Linked DNA regions of Homo sapiens: region 2 is linked to region 1. A link is a contact called in ENCODE Hi-C or POLR2A ChIA-PET data. All regions are on one chromosome and are shown on one strand. The core of a region is the stretch at or near the end of the contact, and the rest is flanking DNA. Distances in the headings are between cores, read along the strand shown.

Region 1 (2,700 bases), core at 154-2,653:
ATTTCTATATTTCAATGGATCTTCACAAACACCTCTAATCATCAGCACATCCATTTTCAGATGAGAAAATGGAGGTTCTGAAAAGCTATATAATTTGTTCAAGGTCATTAAACTATTAGTGTGCTAGGGGTAGGACTGATTACATAATTTGCAGGCCTAGTGTAAAATGAAAATTTGTGTTTCCTTGTTCAAAAATTATTAATAGCACAGCATTAAAACAAGCACAGGGCCCTTCTAACGATGAGGCCTTGTGAGACTCAGGTTTCACACACATGAAGCTAGGGCGGCAAGGAAGATTTGAATCTCAGTCTGACTAACAGGAAAGCCCATGCTTTTTCCAGTAAACCATGCTAGGTCAGATGAATGGTTCATTTCTGTGCGCAGTGAATGAGGCATGATGGTGATGTCAGATGGTGATGTCCTGTAGCCAGTTAAAAACCAAATTGCAGGTAAGGAGTTCCTTCTGTGATGTCTGTTGTCTGTCCTCTTCTCAGTGGGCATTTGGTTATTACATTTGACCTAGGTTAGCAACGTAATTTTTGATCAAAGTCTCAACAGTGTATCTCTTTAAATATCAAGGTACTAAGAATAACTCCTTTCATGTGTCCTCTCTGAAATTTGTCACCGGATTTCTTCTTTCTGATAAATGTGTCAATACTTAATAGTGGCGATGAAATGTCTTCTGCTACACATCTGGGTGGATCTGGAAGCGGAGGAACGTTTTCCTCAATTTAACAGTGGATCCTAGTAGTTGAGTTAAATGTTGGTTTCATTTAAGAGTAAGCTACTTTCTGAATGTAATTATGCTTCCACTGATAACAGCAACTTTTACTTTAGTTGGGAAGACATATCTATTATGTCTTAATCAGACAACTCTTGTGTGTCTTTGAGGAAGAGTGGGAGATCTGTAACTTTTCCCAAGAAAAATGAAAATGTCTCAATCCTAATATTAAAGGAATTCGGCTGTATTGGGTTAGGAATGAATAAACTACATCGATGTCCTTTATCAACTGTAATTCCTCTACTTGAGTCTCAAAGAATACTAAGTTTACGTTTTAATAAAAAATTACTAAAATTCCAGAAAAGTCTTTCACATCAGTCCCTGCTGGTCAAATTGGCAGGCCAAGCCTAGACAACAGGTTGCGCTTTGGGCTAAGACAGCCTCTAGAGGGCAATCTCCTTTCCTGCGAATCCGCCCTAGTCCGTTCTATCCTCCCTCTTCCCGCTCCGCCTCAGCTCGCTCTCCGCCTTCTCCCTGGCCCGGTCCCCGATCCCTTCCTCTCCCTCAACTATTTCCTCCAGGCGTCGTTCTTGCCCCGCCCTTCCCCGTCGCGTAGCGGAAACGGTCGCTCTGGCTTCCTGGAGGACTTGTCATCTGTGCCCGGCGGCGCAGGACGGCGGTGGGCGGGGCTCACGCGAGGCGCTGGAACGGTCCGGGAGATTCTCGCTCTGCTGCTTTAGCTTCGGAGTGTTTGGCGATGGGGCAGCGCGAGATGTGGAGGCTCATGTCGAGGTGAGTGAGAGAGCGAGGGGCCAAGGGCAGGCTCTTCAGCGGCACTCGCCACAGTGGGAAAAGGGCCGGGGGTGGAGACTGCTGGCCTCGAAGTTTCGAGTCGCGCTCAGAGGCGCCGCTGTGAGACCCCAACCTTGGCCCTCCCCAAGCCCCAGCCCCCGTCCCTGTCTTTCCTTTCTCCCTCTAGCATCTTCTTTGCAGCAGCACTCTGGTTTTCTGCCACTCTGGCTCTTAATTCAGGCTTGTCCCCACACGACTTTAATTCTTTTGGCCTCAGTTTCTTTCCTTTCTTAAAAGTTGGGTGCAGTCTGGGGACACGGACAGATTTAGCTTAGCGGAACTGTGCGGCATGTTTTGTGCAGCCAGCACACACAGGTGCTTTGCCAGTTGCTGCACCTCTCTCTGCCCGTGGTGTGATTTTATTCAGCTTTCTTGCATGGCTGCAGCGTCAGTATAGGCATTTGGAACTTTCAGGCTAGTGTTGAGGGACATTTAACGTGGCATGGGGGAGCATGTTTGCAAACATTGTTTAACTTTTTGAAAGTACCCCTCACTGCGCTTTGAGCTCAGCCTAGGAAATCTGGTAGCCATCATCTTTAGGCTGCATGCGCCTTAAACAGCCCACTGCCTGGCCCTGTACTGTCATACCAGGTAGCAGCTGCGCCCACTTGAAGGGAGAACCGTCCTTATTTCTTTAAAATAAGGACGACTTAAATTACTGGATTCTTTAAGCCTTAGAGTTTGCCTTCTGGGTTTCCTGAAAAGGGATGGAGGTGTTTCCTTGACTTAAGAAGAATAGTTTCAGGGGAAAGTGTCTAGATGTCTAACACTGTATCCACAGACCTAATTCTCAGTAAATTTTTGTTATACATTTAAGAGTTGCTTTTCTGTTTGTTTTTTTAATACCTTAAAATTAGTTGTCCTTGCACCAGCTCATGGAGAGATTTAGTAAATGCTAAGAAAATCAGTACACGTAATCGTTACTGCCGCTTTTTCAGTGTTGTCAGCAAATAGCAAATAGAGAAACAAACTGGAAAGACATGTTTGTTAAAGTTAGCTGACTTAGGAAAGGATCTGTCATTTCCACAATTCAGCTTGGCTTTCTTCCACCCCACGTTCCAAGATGCAGTACTCTGTAGGTGAGGCCAGGACCATTTTGGGGGCTTTGATCTGAGATGCCTTTTCCA
Region 2 (2,700 bases), core at 180-2,679, 260 kb before region 1:
GCTATTCAGGAACGACTGATAAGAGTTTCAGCCTGTTTTTATTGAATACTTTTCCCTGCTACACAACATAGCCTTCTTTCTCTATATTTAGTTTGTTTTGGGGTTACTGTGGAAGACTTGGGCCCCAAGTTATTTCTGCATTTATATGCCATACATCTTGGTTGCCCAATAAAGGTGCTAATCATGCAGTGGACATTTTGTTCCTTGGTCATTTTGTGTATTGATTATTTCATATTTATAACACTTAAATATTCAAGATAATTCTGTATTACTTAAGCACACTATAGTCCTAGAATCATAACATCTCAGAGTTTTTGCATAATTCTTCGGGCATCTTAAGTATACTGTTATTTGCTGCTGGAATTCCCCCTAAACACCCTACAACTGGTCATCTTCGCTCCACTTGAATATGTAGAATAATATGACACATATCACATTTTATGCTAACCTCTCCTAGTTTTGAACAATTCTAATTAGTAGAAGTTATTTCTCATACTAGATTAAAATCTGTCACCCATGTGTCTTTAAAATTATGTATTCATTGCAGTTATTAATTCTACACTATATTTCCTTATCTAGCTGATGTTTTCTTTCTTGTTACTAGAAAAATTGGGAACCAAGGCACAGAAGTACTATCGTAGGGTTTCAAAGGCCATCAAAAAGGACACACACACACAAACCAAGACTGGAAAGTATTTATTTCTAACTTACAGTTCTATTCACTAGACTGTCTGCCAAACAATGCTGCCCTGTGACCAACACTATGATAATATATAAGCAAACACATCAGTCCCTGGGAAAGAGCACGCATCAGGGTGTGGTAAAAATCCAGAAACTGTGTCCCTCCCTTCAGGGGTCAAATATCTGGCAAACATCCTGGGGTCAGATCAGAGGCCAGAATCCACTGTGGGGAGCTGATCCGTTCCCACAAAGGAGATTTGACTTGCTGGCAGCTGGCAATTTTCCTTTGTGAAATGGGTGTTCCTGGCACTCCATAAAAGTCCTCCCTCCCTCCGCTTTTTTTTTCCCTCCACCCCTGCACTCCACACCCTGCTGTACACACCCTCCCACTCCTATACCAATAAAACCCCTCCCTAACACACATTCTGCACACACACATGCCCCCACAACTTCCTCTGCAAACACACCCACATATCTCTCAGATACACGCCCAGGCAGTACAGGGCTTTCTGTCTCATGCCCTCAGTCTTCTCCTAGCATCTTAACACCATATATACTACCCCACACTTCCTCTTCTTTTCATTATCACCCGTACTTATTTTATTTTATTTTAATATTCCTTCACCTCATCCCGGCCCACCTGCCTTTGCTCCCTGGGCCTGGGAATGCTGGCACTGTAATCTTGTTCTGCACATTTGTAATCTGGAGCTGTCACAAGCAGGAAAGTCATCAGCCTGCATGTGCCTGCCTGTTCTTCTCCTGCAGCTAGGCTAAGAGGGAGGATGGAAGGAAGCTGGCAGGCAGTTCTATTTCTGGAAACTACAGAAACTCTTGTTTTCCCTCCTTAAATTCCCAAGGGAACCATTCCAGGCTTTGCAATAGTCACCATCATTTCTTCTTTCCTCTAATTCTGTTGCAAGTTTTCCTCTGTCCATTCTTCAGATTTACAATATGGTGTCTGTCTGTGGTAGCATCCCTCACATCCTGTCCATTATGACAAGTTACACAAGCCCAGGAGACCCCACAGAAGATATAAAGGACAATGAAAGAGAAGGATAAGATTGTTTATGTCCAACTGGAAAGTTAGGTAATTTAAATATATGTTAATCCCCTGGGATCTGTCTGTAGACAAAACATTGAAAAAATGCTGTATCAATAAAATATAGAATGTATTGGTTTATAGCATTTCCATGCTCTCCAATACCTGATAGCTTCACTAAGTTTTTTGTTTTTGTTTTTGTTTTTGTTTTTAAGATGGAGTCTCACTCTGTCACCCAGGCTGGAGTGCAGTGGTGCAATCTCGGGTCACTGCAACCTCCACTTCCCAGGCTCAAGCGATTCTCCTGCCTCAGCCTCCTGAGTAGCTGGGACTAAAGGCATGCGCCATCACACCCGGCTTTTTGTATTTTTAGTAGAGGTGGGGTTTCACTATGTTGGCCAGGCCGGTCTTGAACTCCTGACCTCAGGTGATCTGCCCGCCTCAGCCTCCCAAAGTGCTGGGATTACAGGTGTGAGCCACTGCTCCCAGCTTCACTAGGGTTTAAAAGTGATCCTCTTGGGCAAATAATTTGCCACAGTTGCCCAGCTTTCTTGTTATTCCTTGGTGAGGAGGATGATAGTTTAGCTAAATAAATATTAAGAAAAATGAGGGTCCTTTAATCATTCCATAATAAGAACATGTGAATTTTTAAGAACAGCCATTATTTACGTGAACCTAAATATTACACATAATCTATGACATTGCACTGGACATTAAGCGAAATAGATACTGTTTTTGTTCACTGAAAATGTACCATCTAAAAAAAGATACCAATGGGACCAAAAAAATGTGAATAGCCAGAAACAGATTTGATTATTTTCTTTTAATGTTAAAAAAAATTGAGTAAGTCCCCACTTTCCAAATAATAGCATCCTAACATATAAATTTTGCATTCAAAAACCTAACAATCTGGCTCCAATACACCTTTCAACTCTGTATTCCATTTTTCCCCACTAACGCTGTCATCTACACACTGGACT

Evidence for each region. Hi-C counts contacts between places; a loop is a spot of excess contacts on that map. ChIA-PET counts read pairs that join two places held with the same protein, here RNA polymerase II (POLR2A). Pooled maps may share reads with other maps.
Region 2: a pooled map shows a loop between it and region 1 (3-fold over the local background). The contact joins the enhancer-like site here to the promoter of HIBCH in region 1. A Hi-C loop is called at or near these places in 4 of 50 pooled maps. POLR2A ChIA-PET finds 5 or more read pairs at or near these places in 2 of 52 experiments (CD8-positive, alpha-beta T cell and OCI-LY7).

The regions. Positions count from the first base shown.
Region 1 is chr2:190,318,529-190,321,228 of GRCh38, reverse strand. HIBCH (3-hydroxyisobutyryl-CoA hydrolase) reads left to right here and starts at 1,403. Exons shown (of 14, transcript NM_014362.4): 1 at 1,403-1,513. The coding sequence starts at 1,479.
Region 2 is chr2:190,577,105-190,579,804 of GRCh38, reverse strand. All of the region lies in intron 4 of NEMP2-DT (NEMP2 divergent transcript), which reads right to left. It also overlaps a transcript of NEMP2 not described here. Among named protein-coding and RNA genes, the nearest start is that of NEMP2-DT, 44 kb to the right of the region's middle. Within about 2 kb of position 1,429, at least 9 of the 41 ENCODE cell types and tissues checked have a DNase peak (open chromatin) inside an H3K27ac peak, as active enhancers do; they include CD8-positive, alpha-beta T cell, where a contact is called at or near this core.